Regions from separate parts of the Homo sapiens genome. Here region 1 is linked to region 2. A link is an interaction called in ENCODE POLR2A ChIA-PET data of the cell type or tissue named here. Cell type or tissue: HepG2. All regions are shown on one strand.

Evidence for each region. ChIA-PET counts read pairs that join two places held together with the same protein. Peaks named below come from ENCODE experiments on the same cell type or tissue, not always from the same donor. Only the 100,000 strongest peaks of a DNase experiment are listed, where the experiment ranks them.
Region 1: POLR2A ChIA-PET joins it to region 2 with 14 read pairs; 15 of 35 experiments call an interaction of 5 or more read pairs at or near these places.

Annotation. Positions count from the first base shown.
Region 1 is chr11:3,929,848-3,937,847 of GRCh38, reverse strand. The region is part of intron 1 of STIM1 (stromal interaction molecule 1); the gene reads right to left. Among named protein-coding and RNA genes, the nearest start is that of PPIAP40, 40 kb to the right of the region's middle. In HepG2, no CTCF peak of the experiment used is centred here; a DNase peak (open chromatin) is centred at 4,317.
Region 2 is chr11:3,851,285-3,859,284 of GRCh38, reverse strand. It overlaps STIM1 (stromal interaction molecule 1), which reads right to left and starts at 3,621. Exons shown (of 13, transcript NM_001382567.1): 1 at 2,876-3,621. The coding sequence starts at 3,014. STIM1-AS1 (STIM1 antisense RNA 1) reads left to right here and starts at 3,707. Exons shown (of 2, transcript NR_183662.1): 1 at 3,707-3,928; 2 at 4,627-4,962. MIR4687 (microRNA 4687) reads right to left here and starts at 3,223; the gene lies at 3,144-3,223. RefSeq lists enhancers at 2,706-2,755, 2,766-2,845, 2,996-3,205, 3,421-4,366, 4,576-4,645 and silencers at 3,426-3,585, 3,646-3,705, 4,186-4,235. In HepG2, a CTCF peak has its summit at 4,235 (motif pointing left); DNase peaks (open chromatin) are centred at 1,324 and 4,184; H3K4me3 peaks cover 4,103 bases.

The DNA.
Region 1 (8,000 bases), 79 kb before region 2:
TGTCCCAAGCTCTATAACAAAAGTGATCATGAGAGAAGGTTCTGGAGCTAGAATGTGGTGGAAGCTAGAAACACTTCTAGACTTAGCCAAATGGAAAATTGTGGAGGTTTCCTCCTCCAGTGGATGAGCTTATATACATATAAACTTGAGCATTCACCTTGAGAGCTCAAGCAGAGTGAACCCTGGGACTAAGAGTGACATTGAAGGACTGCCATCATCCTCCCTCAATGAACCACTGTGACTTATGGAGAATCAGGTTCTTGTGGCTACAGTAAATACAGAAACCACATTCTGTGAAAGATCCATTTTTAAAAGCCATACTGTGCAACACCAACAGAAGCTAAAAATGGGGCCCGCTAGCAGGCCAATAAGATTCTTTAGTTCTCTACTTGGAACTAAGCCTGACCCCTTTGGATTGAATAAGCCCTTAGAGTTTTTGAATACTTCATAAAGAGAAAGAGGGAAGAAGAACAGCCCCAAGGGAAACATATTAAATTTCCAGATAATTTCACACTCATTCCAGATATTTTATTATTATTATTATTATTATTATTATTGAGATGAAGTCTCGCTCTGTTGCCCAGAATGGAGTGCAGTGGTGTCATCTCGGCTCACTGCAACTTCTGCCTCCTAGGCTCAGGTGGTCCTCCCACCTCAGCCTTCCAAGTAGCTAGGACTACAGATGCATGCCATCACACCCAGCTAATTTTTGTATTTTTTGTAGAGATGGGGTTTTGCCATGTCACCCAGGCTGGTCTTCAACTCCTGGACTCCTCGGCCTCCCAAAGTGATGGGATTACAGACGTGGTCCACTGCACCCAGCTGCAGAGATTAATTTTAATATTGAAAAAAGATCTGATCTTATTTGTACTCCAAGCTAATGAGATATGAGATATGTCATATTCACTGTACTTTAATTTTTCCAAAATACTCTACACCATCCCACCCATTGGGTTCTAATTACCCCTTCTGAAGCCACAAAGAAAAACAAGTTGGTTTTCTCTGCCAAAGAACAGCCTTTCAAGGATATGAAGCCAGTGATTACATTTTCACTTCAGGGCATCCAGTCTTGGCTCCTTCAACCTCTCCTCAAAGGATTGGATTTCAAGGCCACTCTCCATCTCCAGACTATCTATGTTGCCTCTATAGTGCCAAGTCCAGAATGGGCTGCAGCCACTACTAAGGTCACTCTCAGAACATATGAGACTATCATCTCTTCTCATTTTCTATGTTTCTATTCCAGTTATGTGAGCCTAGGAGCCGTCCTTTTTTCAGATACTATATCATACTGGTAACCTTATTATAAGACTCTCTAGTCTACCCTATTCTTTGCAGGCCTGGAGAAGCAAAGGCTGAGCAAAAGGCACGTTGTTCTGCCTTCTTTGGGTCCTGGAACTGTAGGGGTACTGAGATGGCTATCTCATTCCTCCCCACTGCCTATCTCTGGGCCTCTTGCTCCCCAACACCCCTCCTAGTGCTTAGATTGTAAGTCTATGTCATCTTAGTCCTTAATGCACTTGTCCACTAGGACAAGAGAGGCAATGGCTTGACCACAAATTGAGAGATGAAAGGTAGCACAGCTCAGAAGAATGTGGACTCTGCAGTCACACAGCATGGATTCAAATGCTGGTTCTATTACCATGGGGCCCCACACAAGTCACTTAACTTCTCTGTCTTTCAGTTTTCCTCTTTGTAGAATAAGGATAACAAAAGTACCTACTGATGAAAATGTTCTATATCTTGATTGTAGGGGAGAGGTTACGCAGGCATATACTACATTTGTCAGAACTCGAACTGAGCACTTAAAATGAGTATATTATATGTAAATTATATCTCAATAAAGTCCATTTGAAAAGTTAAAAGAATTATAGTAACTACTCATGGATGATTGTGAAGATTAAAAGAATTGTAAATACCTCAAAAAGTTCCAGAAAACTTAGTAAGCATTCAATAAATGTTACCTATGTATAATGTAGTTAGTTCTCAATGATGCACACAATCTCTGTCTTGTGATTGCTGCTAGGGAATAAGGGAGGCATCTGAAGACTCAAAGGCATCCTCAGTTAGCCCAGGTGTGGTATTTTCACAGACATTTAATTACAGACCTGGTTTTCACCAGATAAAATACCATAGTTACAATCCATACTTCTTCCACGCTCCAGCCAAGGTTGCATTTAACACTGGGAAAATCGAACCACAGGAATCATCATCAAAGCCAAAGATGTCCAGTGAAACTGGGAGGAATCTGCTTTCGTTAGTCTTCTTCTGGCTTAGACCATGCAGTTTTCCTGGGCCAACTTTGTTTTTTATTTACTCCTTCACTAAGTCTTCCCAGAATGTCTACTGTGCCCTGATGTCCAGAAACTAGGAAGGTGACAGAAAGAAAAGAAACCAGGTTTCCTGGTTACTTCAGCCTCACCAACTTCACAATCTACAGGCATTACAAACATAAACTGATATCAGAGACAGCAGGGTATAATGAAGAGAGCACCTTGCAGGGAGTTGGAAGACCAGTGTCTAGCCTCACCTGACACTAGTCACCCAACCTTGAACTAGTCCTATGCCCATGGTGGGCCTCAGTTTCCCCATGTATAAAATGAAGGGCTAAGGGTACACAATCTCACAGTCTTTGGCCTTACAATGGTAGAAAAACACGGGTAAGATGACTTGTTTCAGGCTCTCAGCCCTATGAGAAATCTCAGGACAAGCCAAGAGAGCCAATTTAAAAGATGAATTGATTTTGTCTTAGATGCAGAATGCAATGAGGGGAGTGTCTCATTGCTGCAACTGCAGCTGCGAAAAGATGACAGTAATAATCTGTAGAGATCCCTTTCAGCTGCTATTACAGGGAACAGGTTCTTTTCCATTTGCTCACCTTGCACTGCCCCACAGGGCCAAACCTGCAAACCAAGGAGTTAGGATGCCAAGGGTGGCTCATTTCTGGCATTTCCTCCCTACTCATTCCTTGGGTCAAGCCCAGGGACTTAGAAGAGCACTGTGAGGTGAAGGGCAAAGCAGGCAAAGATAACATCTGTGCTCTGTTCTCTCTCAAAGTCAGCTACTGCACTGCATGTTTGAAGGGCTATGGGCCTGGGAGATACACAAAACAGTGAATTATGGAAGAGAAACTTATTTAGTTTATGGAAGTACACAAGATAGTTGTACACAATCATCTACTTTTGATTTGGGCATCAGTGTACCAAGGTACTGATGTAATGAATTGAATTGTTCAATTCTACAATTTTTGAGACTCTAGTCTCCCTCATACCCTGTGCTTGCTAAAGAGAGGTGAAACTAACTCAGCCTCTTGCTCTTAAGAGGTTCAAGATGTGGAGAGTGAAGCAGACAGCTAAGTGAATAAGACTATATAAAAGGCTGTACAAAGTGCTATGGAGGCACAAAGTGGGCATGACAACCTCCAGAGAGAAGAGATCAAACTGGGCCTTCAAGGATGAGGGAACAGAAGGTACAAAGACTCAAGATATGAAAAAGCCTGTCAGCCTTCAGGAAAAGGAAGCAGAGTTGGAACACAAGATGGGTGAGTGTAGCAGCCTTGTTTTATTTGGGACCCCACTTCTCAAATGAGACTGCAAAGTCTCCAGAAGAAAAGAGGAGGAAAAAAAAAAAGAGTGCTGAAAAGCTATTGAAGACACAAAAACATGTTACACTTCCTCTTCCACCATTCCCTGGATTCTGCCTTATACACAGACCCCTCTCCCACCCCGTACACAACCCTGACAACTCTGTGAAAGAAAAAAGTCTCTCCACTCTAATGTCAGTAGCTCCAGAATCTCCAGATGATGAGGCAGGGCTTCTACGGGAAAGAGAGAAAAGAGAATCTTAGGTCCCTGGAAAAGGGACATTAAGTACTAACTTACAAAGATCCAACCAACTTCAGTAGCCACGCAATTTAGAAAGGCTGAGGGAGGCTCTTTCCACCACTCAAGCCAAGCCCCAATGCCTTTTTCATTCAAACTCATTTCTAATGAGCCATCCCCATCTTCCGTCTTCCTGAGAATGCTGTGGGAACTGGATTAAGAAAAGCAGCCCACCAAATTTAGAGCTAACTTACTCTTTAAAAATGACTCCAATTATAGTTATAATGTTGCCTCACATTAGACACAAAAATACATTGTAGACGGCGGGCGGCGGGGAAGAGAGAGAGACTCTAGGTTATCTACCAAACAGGATATATTCCTGAGCCTCAGCCATGTTGAGAATCCTTAGATTACTGACACAGGGAGGCAAGGCAAATAAGTCAAGGTAGACAAGGCCAAAGAGGCCATGGAAACAAGATGACATGCAAGATCTGAAGTCTGTAACTACATTGGGAAACAGCTGGATGAGAGAGGGAAACATGGACTTTAGAGTTGGACCTAAACTCTAACCCCAAACCACTACTTACTTGTTTACTTAGTTCACTAAACTTCAGTCTCCTCATCTGTAAATTAGAATAAAAGTACTTACTTTAGAGCATTACAGGGAGTATTAAATGAAATAAAGAATACAAATCACACAGCCTGAGGCACACAGTCCATGTTTCAATAACCTAACTTCCCTTCCCTTTAACCAGGGCCACAATGTTGCACTGTTGCACAATTGGGGAAACGTGGTCCCATTCACAACACAGCCCATGTGAACAACACACCTAGGACTTAGGCAATTTACAGTCCAAGATAGCCAGCCGCTAAGACTTTTGTCTATAAGCAGTATCAGAATCCAGAAAAACACAGCTAAAATACCACCTTAGGTGTACTCAAGACAATGGATGGGTGTGAGAACACATGATCAATTGTAATAAATATGAGACACCAAGGACACAAAGCTCTGAAAACAGAGGCAACTTCACCTCAGCCAAAAAGCTCCTTCTATGTTTTCTACTGGGGACAAAAGCCAATCTCTGGACCCCAATAACCTCAACTCTGTAGAGGAGCCTGTCTTAGTCCATTCAAGCTGCTATGACAAAAATACCATAGACAGGGCAGCTTAAACAACAAACTCATTTTTCACAATTCTAGAGGCTAGGAAGTCCAAGACCAAGGTGCCAGCAGATTCAGTGTCTGGCGAGGGCCCGCTTACTGGTTCATAGATGGCTGTCTCCTTTCTGTGTCCTCCCACTGCAGAAGGGGCAAGAGAGATCTCTAGGGTCTCTTTTCTTTTCTTTTTTTTTTTTTTTTTTTTCCTTTGAGACAGAGTCTTGCACTCTTGCCCAGGCTGGAGTGCAGTGGAGCGATCTCGGCTTACTGCAAGCTCCACCTCCTGGATTCATGCCATTCTCCTGCCTCAGACTCCCAAGTAGCTGGGACTACAGGTGCCCGCCACCACGCCCGGCTGATTTTTTGTAATTTTAATAGAGACGGGGCTTCACTCTGTTAACCCTGATGGTCTCGATCTCCTGACCTCGTGATCCACCCGCCTCAGCCTCCCAAAGTGCTGGGATTACAGGCGTGAGCCACCACACCCAGCCCTCTGGGGTCTCTTTTCTAAGGGCACTAATTCCATTCAAGAGGGCTCTGTCCTAATGACCTAATCACCCACCAAAGGCCCTGTGTCTGTTGTACCAAACCCTGTTAACTTCCATAGGGAAGGCAGCAGGTTTAAGAGGCCAAAGAAGAGACCTAGAGCCAGCAAACAAGACACAGGGTTTTATTAGGGGCTTACATACACGGAAGAGAGTCCAGTGGTGGTGGGCTGGACAAGAGAACTGCCTTATGTACAGATATGGTCCAGTAGTGGCGGGCTGAACAAGGTATCTGCCTTACATACAGTCCAGTCGCAGCAGGCTGGACAGGAAAACCACACAGCCCAGGAGCAACAGGCCGGGCAGGAAAATCGCAACCGCTTGTAAACAGCGTGCAATTTACATAGCATTTTCACTTAACACCCTCCTCTTAATGGCCTCATCTGGCAGCCTTCATTCAACTCAAAACCCAGGGCCTCAATCCCCTGTATGGCCCGTGTTCCACAGGGTAGGCTAGGGCTCAGATATTACTTATAGAAAAGGAACGAAATCTCTGGATTGGCCACTCCCAGATTCCCTAGCTTGGAACATGCATTCAGGTGTGTCTGCCATACAGTGTCATTCTAAGGGAATGCTTGTTATTGCTCTCAGGTCCATTTACCCTACAACCTCCTAATACCATCACATTAGGGGTTAGGATTTTAATGTATGAAATGTAGAGGGACACAAACATTCAGTCTATAGCAGATCCCCATTTATCATGGATCTGGTAAGTGTGAAGCCAGGGATAAGAACACTGCAGGTTTTCATCTGAGGTCCATGTCCTGTCGGCTTGACAGATGGACCAAACACTCAAGGGCAGGCAGTTTTTCTAAAGGTGTTAAGTCCTATCACATGGGACCCAAAAAACTGAGTCCAAGATCTAGGGTGAACTTAGCACCCTGGTTACCAAGGAGTGACATCACTACTCCTTACTGAGTTTATCCAGGGCAGGTAAGGACCACGTCTTATTGTTTTTTATGTTCCCAGAACCTAGCACACTGCATGATATAACCCAGCAGTTGTAAATGATTGCTGAATAAATGAACTGACATGGACATGGCTTTATCCTTATTGCCTGGCCTGTAAGCCTTTGCATACTCTTCCAGCTGCCTAGCATTACCTTTCTTAACCCTTACTTATTTTCTCTCAATTTTCAGATCCAACTTAAATGTCACCTCCTCAGCTAATGTCAGGTCTTTCCTAACACCCTAAACAATATTAAGTTCCTCTGATATATGCACCCTCCCATCACATCCCTTATTTGCACTTCATGACATTCATCAGACTTCATTATGATTATTTTGTTCATTTTTGCCTTCCCTACTACACTGCAAGCTCTAGGAGAGCAGGAACCATATCTATCTTGTTCATTATTCTGATTAGCAGGGCCTAGTACAGTACCTGGCAGAGAGGCAGTGTCCTGTATGTTAAAAGAATGATTGAATACATGAATGAATGACAGAGCTCCAGCCCAAAATGATTCTGGAGTAAATGGAGATTCAAAACTGTCTGCTCGGCCCTAAGGTAGCCACAGTTACTTTTTTACTAGAACCTTAATAGAGCCTCCAAATGCCCATGCATGGAAGATGACAGCAGATCTGGCAAACAATAGAATGAAAAACAATTTGTATGATAGGAAGTAGGAAGAGATAAAATGGGATGAAGCAGGAACCCTAATTCTGAATGCCTTGTACGCCAAGCTAAGAAATATGGTTGATTAACCTGCAGGACAGCCACTATCTGACTTGGGTTCACTAAGGTCACATGGACCTGTACAGTAGGCACCATCCTGCTACACTGAGCTCCCTTTGTTGCCCACAGCCTGATAGGCCTTATTCCCCTCCCTTCATGTTTGCCCCCATTTTCCTGAGCTATATGAGATAATTCAATAATACAAGTGTCCCCAAAGATAGCATGGTTAAATTATCCTAGCCCAATTTTACTATAGAAAGTTATAAACAGGGAAGCTGTCATTTTCGAAAGACAAAGTCAGAAGGCCTGGATTTTAGTCTTGCCAGCTGTGTAACATTAGGTTACTAAGTCAATCTTCCTGAGTTTTAGTCATCTCCTCTGTAAAATGAGAATATCTATCTCACAAGGTTCAGGGAAGATTGTGGTAAACACATGCAAAGTGCCTAGTACAGTGCCTTACATATAGTGAAGGTCAAATACATGTTTGGGTTTTTTTTCAATCCCATCCAGGGCAAACTGGAATTACTTCCTCCTAAATGCTAAGCATTTCCACTTGACCTGATGCAGCACAGACACCCATGAGGCCAGAGGCTACTCATATATATACACCTGGGCCTGCATTACCTCCTAAAAGGGGATGGGCAGATTGCCCTGTTTCCATTCTCTGTCCAGTTGTCCGGGCACTGAAGAAATTACCAGCAAGCAGGCTGCTGGAAGTAGAAAGGTGGGGGAAGAGCTGAGGCTCTCCCAGAACTTCAGATCTATTAATAGACCAGTCACGTGTCCAGAGAGGCACAGGACTGTT
Region 2 (8,000 bases):
GTGAGAGATCCTCCTTGTAGAGCACCTGCCTTCACTGCAGGATCAGGCTTTCATAGTGTTTATTGTATGCATGCTAAAGCCATAAGCATTTTAACTAAATCAATCTTAGGATCAAATATTTTAACTAACTAAAAAGAGACAGATGGGTATATACATCCAAAAGAGAAAAAATCAAATTCTCTGGGCCCCTGCAAAAGACTCTCCAGAGCAGAAAAAAAGTACAGCCCTTTTCTTGGCTCTCAGCTACAGAGTCACCAAGGCCTGCCTAATTGTCAGAAGGAAAGCAACATTCTCCAGCCCTGCCTAGCACTCCTTTAACAGGGCAGGACCTGAGAAGATGGAAGAAATCCAAGACTTAAGCATCAGAAGACCTGCCTATAAGAAAGACCAAGCACAGGACCAGGTTTCTTCACCCATAAAAATGGGGACAATACCACTTGCCCTGCATTGTAACAGGGCTATTGTGAGACTCTGTTGGAAAAACAGCTATGTAATTGTAAAATACAAACTGCAGAGAACACACAAATTGACTGGGTATGTTGAATCTGATTTTTAAAAGTAGTAGTTTTAAGAGCAAGTAAAGCTCCTCCTGTGTTCTGGGGATACAGAGAGGCTGGAAAGGATGCAAGAGTTCCTAGTTGCATAGAAAGTTTCTCTCCAAACTCTTTTGCAGATCCCAGTCTATATGAACCACCTCTTTGCAAAAACAAGTCCCTGACTGAGTCAAAGACAAAACCCCAGGTAGACCCAAGGGGAAAACCTACCACAACAATAGTGCTAGAACCTCCAGGTTTCCACAAACCTTAGGCATTCACAGCACCTAGGGTCTCTCTGAGACTTTCCTCCCTGGAATTCACTATTATTGTGACAACAGAAACCAGTTTCTAAACTGAGCATGAGTAGGCCTAAGTGGTATAATCAGCATAGCCAGGCCTCTGAAATATATGTTGTGTGAAGAATTGTCTCCAAAAGCTCAAGTCATGGGGTGGTCCTGAGGAAGGCTAGAATGCCTTTTACTTCAGGCGAAAAACAAAAAACAAAAAAAAAAAAACCTTCCTAATAGCCAGCCAATGTCTACATTCAAAATTTCATCCCTTTAGCTTATGTCTAAAATATAGAACACCCACTCTCCAAAAAATATTCATCTTATGTCAGGCACTCATATTTTGGAGTGAAAAAAGACATATTATCAGTTATAAATAGGAATGTCACAGGGACAGGAAGAGATGATAATTAGGTCTACTTCACAGTTCAATCTACATTTGCCCACTAGTCTTTCCCTTCATAGCCCAATAAGAACCAAGCTTTCAGCCAGGTCTCAAAGGTCAAGGAGACTCTCTATGGAGAGACAGGATTAATAGGCAAAAAGGATCTATCTAGAAAGCAACAGCCAGGTATCCTACTTACACATGGGCAACCCTGGCCTCATTTGGAAACCAGACCTCTTGGAACATCTGGAACTTAAAAGGGTATTGCCCAATAAAGGGTCTACCACCAAAGCCAGCTTCTGGATCCATCCATGAAACTCCCCAGCCACCATGACCTATATTTCCTTTTCTGACTTGTATCAGCAGGTGCCCACTGAGCCATTCCCTCATTTGAACTTGCTTATGCTCAGAAACAACTCATCTATAAACTCTCCCCACACTGCAGGTCACAGCTTTGGGCAGATCACAGCCAAAGGGTGAGAGAAATGGGAAAAGAGAACTGATCTCGTAAGCCTTATGTAAAATGACTGGATTTTAATAGAGTTCCTTGATGGGTACAGTGGCTCACACCTGTAATCCCAGCACTTTGGGAGGGATCCCTGCACAACACAGAGAGACAGTGTCTGTTCAAAAAATTAAAAATAGAAAGAAAAAAAAAGTTAGCCAGGCCCAGTGGCTCTTGTGTTTAGTCCCAGCTACCGGGAGGCTGAGGCAGGAGGATCACTTGAACCCAGGAGTTTGAGGCTGTAGTGAGCTGTGATCACACTACTGCATTCCAGCTTGGACGACAGATCAAGACCCTGTCTCAAAAAAACAAAACAAAACATAAAAGTGTTCCTTTCTACTGCAAAAGTATACCAGGGCTCCTGCTGCCTGATAAGCCTTCACAACTGCATAGGAAAAACCATGACAGATCAAAAGTAGCATGGTTTCCCTAGCAAGCAGACTCAGGGAAAAAAAAAAAAAAACAAAAAAAAAAACCTGTAGCATGGAATTCCCACCCTCATCAGTCAGAAGAAACAGAATAAGTCAACAAGTGGTCCCAGGAATTATATCATGTCTATGTCAAGAAAAGGCCATTTAACACCCTAGTTGTAAATAGGATTCCATCTAAGAAACCGCCTGGATATTTCAAATGCGCACAGCAAAGAGACAAGACTACCTAAGGGAAGGGTGGGACTAGGGTTCCCACGGTTGTTGGAATAGGCACACCTGAACACCAGGCTTTCAGGCAACAGAGGTGGCCCAGCCTTAACTTTCCCTTTCCAACATAAGTGGCCCCAACCTCCCCCATGCTGCTCAGTACTAAAACCGAATAGGAGCAATGAACTTATCATCTCACCAGGCCATTCTTCCAGACAAGTAGGCCTAAGATGGGGTCTTTCCTTGCTGATCTAAAAGGTCAAGTTGCCCCAAAGGCTTCTTCTTACTGCCAACAAAAAAAATCCTGAGTGCGGGGGATGAGGAAAGTTGTTCAGGAAAGATACAGGCATTTGCCATGACTACTGACCAGAAAGAACTTCTTGAACTACTTGGAACAGGCAGTGCCATGTGTGAATCCTCCATGAACCTCACATGTACAAACCTAGATTTCAACTTGCCCACTTCGGGCCACTCAGTCCTGAGCCAAAGCCTCCAGCCCAGTCCAGCCCGCAGCAAGGCCTTACCTGCTGCAGTGGACTCCTCAGAGTTGGCCCCCGAGCTGGTTCCTGTCGCCTTCTCACTGTGACTATGGCTGAGGCTCTGGCCCTGGTGCAGGAGGAGTCCCCAGAGGAGCCACAGGGCAAGACGGACGCATACATCCATGACTCTAGGTCTCAGTCAACATGCGTCTGATGTGGACACCTCGGGATCCCAGAGGCAAAGCCAGGAGCCCGGGAGTGCAGCCGACGGTCTCCAGGCAAGATGCCCTCGCGGCTCCGCAGCTGTCCAGCCACCCGCGAGCCTGCCCCCTCCAACAGCCAAAGGTCAAGTGCTCCAAGTTTGGGTGCGGGAGGAGGGCTGGCTCCTCAGGTCCAACAGTGGGTCCGCCGGGGCTGCGGCGGCCTGAGCTCGTGCCGCTTCCGGAGACTTCGGGCAGGGTGGCTGCGGGGCTGCTGTCAGCTCCGCAGATTACTACACCCCTGCGGAAGGGGGCGGCCGGAGTCTCCGCGGGCACAGAAGTGGAGGAGGAAGAGAAGAGAAGAGAAGAGAGGCGAGAAGGGGGCACCTGACCTCGCCCTGCCGAAGAGCGGCGAGCAGCAGAAGCTGGGGAGGGCGTGCGACCCGCAGGGTCCTGAGGGCGCGGGCGTCTCCGGGATCCTGGGCCTCCTAGGCCGAGGTCAGCGCCCCCGCCCAGTCCCGTGCCCAGGCGGCTGGCGGTGCCCAGGTCCAGCAGGCGGACGCACACCGGCCAGGCCCAGGACAGCGGCTTCCAGGCGGGCGGGCGGCGCGGGGCGGGCCCGGGGCGGGCGGGGGCGTGCGTCTCCGCGCCCGCCCCGCGCCGCCCGGTCCCCAGCGAAGCCCGGGCCAGCCCCAGCGCCCAGCTGGATCCCGGAATAACCGGTGAAGACGGCTCCCCGGAATCCCCGCCCCTAGCGGGCTCTCCCGGACCCCCGGCCCGCGCTAGTCTTTGCCAGGATCCCGCGCAAAGGATCAAGTCCCAGCTTCCCTTTCCCCACCGAGAGTCTCCAGCGCCAACCGCGGGCCGTCGGGCGGGTCCCTGACCCGCAGTTACTCAGGTAACTCAGGCCTGCGGCGGCGGCGACAGCAGCTGCCCTGCCCCGATCTCCGGGCCTTGGTGCTGCTCCACTCGCCTCAGTTCTAGAGCTGTCTAAACAGAGGCCCAGGACACGACGTTAGCCTCCCAGGAGCTGCCTGAGGCGACAACAGCCTGACCCGGCTCGGCCCGGGGGCGAGCTCCCAGCCCCCAACTCCCGGCCAGTTCCCAGGCTCCGCCCTCGCGCCTCGCCTGACAACCAATCGGCTTCCGCCTCTCTGCGGCTTGGGAACCCGCGCGCTTCGTCGCCCATGCGCAGCGGCCCCTGGTGGGAAAATCAGCAAACTGCAGACAGGACTCGGCGCTCCTGGGAGGGCCTGCTCTTTTGCAGAGGGTTGCCGAGTGAAGCTAAGACCCGCCCCGGGGGAGGCCCACGAGGGCCACTGGGGCCTGCGAGTGTTTTCTGAGGAAATGATGATGCCAGAAAGCAAAATGAAATGTCCAAACCACTCTAGCTAAAATTCCCCTACACATTCCTTGAGTCTGGGCTAAAGGGTGCCATCTGCTTTCCCGACCCCGCCTCCCTTCCCCTCCAAGCTAAGTGGGATGCCCTCCCTTAGCTCTCACAGCCCTTTTTCCTACCTGCCCTCAAGCTCTCAGCCCTTTAAGGTTTTTCGGTGGGGCCTGTAAATGCTTCCTCCCTGCATCTCATTCTCCCAGCTACCTCTCTGGTGGAGGAGGTGTCAGCGACTTGAGAATGAGTGCGCCAAAGAAGACAGAGCCACGCCTGAGCCTCCTTCAACAAAGCCTGCACTTCCTGTTCTCTTCTCAAGCGTGCTGTCAGCAGATCTTGACTGAAACCTCTGTGCCCTACCCTGTCCTTGGCACCAGACGCAGGGGAAAGGATCAGGCCCAGTCCCTCCTCTGACTGACAGTGCTAAACCAGCTACCTGTTCTGAGCAAGGCCCCTGAAGACTGGGAACACGAATTTGCCCAACAGCTGCCTGGCTTAAGGGTTAGGCCGTTGATATAAAAATACATGGCTAATGTAACCTACTACCACTCTCCCGGCTCTGTTAAGCTCCTGTCACACTAGCCTTCGTTAAGTTCCTAACCACGTCAAACTCAGCCACCTCACAGCCTTTGTATCTGCTGTTGCTTCTGCATGAAACACTCTCGCCTGCTCCCAGTTCCTCATGTAGCTGGTCTCTTACTCTTCCAGATACAGCTCAATGTGTCTCCTTAGAAACTTTTACTCTGCCCACCCCTTCAAAATCAGTCTGTGGCCAAAATTGGACCATTACATCTGTCTGCCCCTCCCCCAACAGATAGTGATTGCCACTTTTCAGGTCAGAGACTGTGCCTTATTCATCTCTGTGACACTAGGACCCAGCCATAGACCCTGCACATAGTAAGTTCTCTGTAAAAGCTGGATTACATGAGTTAATTCACTTGAACACTCAGATACTAAAAACTAATACCGGAATATTGGAAAATTGACCAGAACAGTTGAAACCCTACCTAGGTTCTCCTAGACCTATTCTCTGAGCCAGGGGTCTTAAATTCAAATGGCAAAATGGGCAGGTAGGTAATTCAATTAAGAAAAGTAGGTAGGAGTAATACGGAGTGGTGGGGACTGTGGAGAGCAGGCAGAAAGATGGGCCTAGTATTGCTGGAGTGTCATTAAGAGAAGATGGGGCTGGGTGCAGTGACTCATATCTCTAATCCCAGCACTCTGGGAGGCCAAAGTGGGAGGATTACTTGAGCCCATGAGTTCAAGACCAGCCTGGGAAACACAGTGGGACCCCCATCTCTACAAAAAAAATTTTTTTAATTAGCCATGAGTGGTATCTGGCTTCTGTGGTCCCAGCTACTCAGCAGGCTGAGGGGGGATGATCGCTTAAATCCAGGAGCTCAAGGCTGCAGTGAGCCATGATCACACCATTGCACTCCAGCCTGGGCAACAGAGCAAGACCCTGTCTCAATTAAAAAAAAAAAAAAAGAGAGAGAGAGAAGATGGAAATCTGGACTTTCATATGACATATCCTTTTTAAAAAAATATTAGCAATTCGTTTAAAAGGATAAAACCTTATATAGGCCACAGAAAACATGTCTGCAGCCCAGATTAATCACTCAGACTGACAGTTGATCATTTCTACCTAAGCCAGCTCTCCTGCCTGTGCACTCATTTGCCTAAGAGAACATGAAAGAAATGAGCAAAGTAAAGCATGTTTAACACAATTTCCTTCAAACTCGACTACAGCATTTCTTTTCACCACCATATGATTTCTTCGGGGTTATGGGTGCTTATCTATTTGGTACAACAAACAGATCTTGGAGGCAGGAAGCCAGGGTCTGTTACCAATTTACACCAAGACCTTAAACCTCTTGGAAGCTGTCGAATTTCCTGTGACGCTAAAATGGTGTCTAAGAACTAACAATAGTTACTATGATGCACCAATTTCAATGGTGGGTGTACACCCAGAAAATGTAAGCAGGGTCTTGAAAATTGTACACCCATGTTCATAACAGCATTATTCACAACAGCCACAAGGTGAAAGCAACCGAAGTTGTTCATGGATAGATGAATGGATAAACAAAATATGGTACATACGTACAATTAAATAGTACACAGCCTTAAGCAAGAAGGAAATCCTGACCATGCTACAACATGGATGAACCTTGAAGACAGCCAGCTAAGTGAAATAAGCCAGTCACAAAAGGATAAACACTGTGATTTCATTTATATGAATGTACCTAAAACAGTCAAATTCATAGAGACAGAAAGTAGAGTAGTGGTTGCCAGAGACTGGGGAGAGGGGAAAGCTGGGAATAGTTTCAATTTTACAAGATGAAAAAAGTTTTGGAGATTGGCTGCACAACAATGCGAATGTACCTAACATGACTAAACTGTACACTTAAAAATGATTAACATGAGGCCGGGCGCGGTGGCTCACGCCTGTAATCCCAGCACTTTAAGAGGCCAAGGCAGGCAGATCACGAGGTCAGGAGATCGAGACCATCCTGGCTAACACGGTGAAATCCTGTCTCTACTAAAAATACAAAAAATTAGCCGGGCATGGTGGCGGGCACCTGTAGTCCCAGCTAATCAGGAGGCTGAGGCAGGAGAATGGCATGAACTTGGAAGGTGGAGCTTGCAGTGAGCCGAGATCGCGCCACTGCACTCCAGCCTGGGCAACAGAGCAAGACTCTGTCTCAAAAAAAAAAAAAAAAAAATTAAGCTGGCAAAATGTATGTTATGTATTTTTTAACCACAATTAAAAATACAAATAAATGACCAGGCGCCGTGGCTCACACCTGTAATCCCAACACTTTGGGAGGCCAAGGCCGGCAGATCACTTGAGGTCAGTGATTTGAAAACAGCCTGGCCAACATGATGAAACCCCGTATCTACTAAGAATACAAAAATTAGCTGGGCGTGGTGGCGTGTGCCTGTAACCCCAGTTACTCAGGAGGCTGAGGCAGGAGAATCACTTGAATCTGGGAGGCAGAGGTTGCAGTGAGCCAAGATCACGCCACCGGACTCCAGCGTGGGTGACAAAGTGAGACTCCATCTCAAAAATAAAATAAAATAACAAATAAATGGTACCTGGGAGCCAAAGCCACAGCCTGGGCAACAGGAAGAAACTTCTGGTGTCTTCTCTGCCTCCAAGATCACGATGTGACACTAGAAAAGTCAGTTCCCCTCTGAATTTCAGTCTCCCCAACTATAAACTGGTCAGCTACCAGATTATTGACCCAGTGCAGCTTTAATATTCTACAAAATAAAAAAATTCTGAAACCTGATCAGAATCTGTGACCCTCATCTCTATAAGCCCCTATGCTTCGTCCTTCTAAAAGTGTGACCCTTGCAAGAACCCAGGTATGTACTAGGGCTCACACCTAAAATCCTAGCACTTTGGGAGGCTGAGATGGGAGGATCACTAGAGCCCAGGAGTTTGAGACCAGCCTAGGCAACATAGTGAGACTCTGTCTCTACAAAAAAATACAAACATTAACTTGGCATGGTGGTGTGTCCCCGTAGTCCCAGCTACTCAGGGGGCTGAGCCAGGAGGATGGCTTGAGCCCAGGAG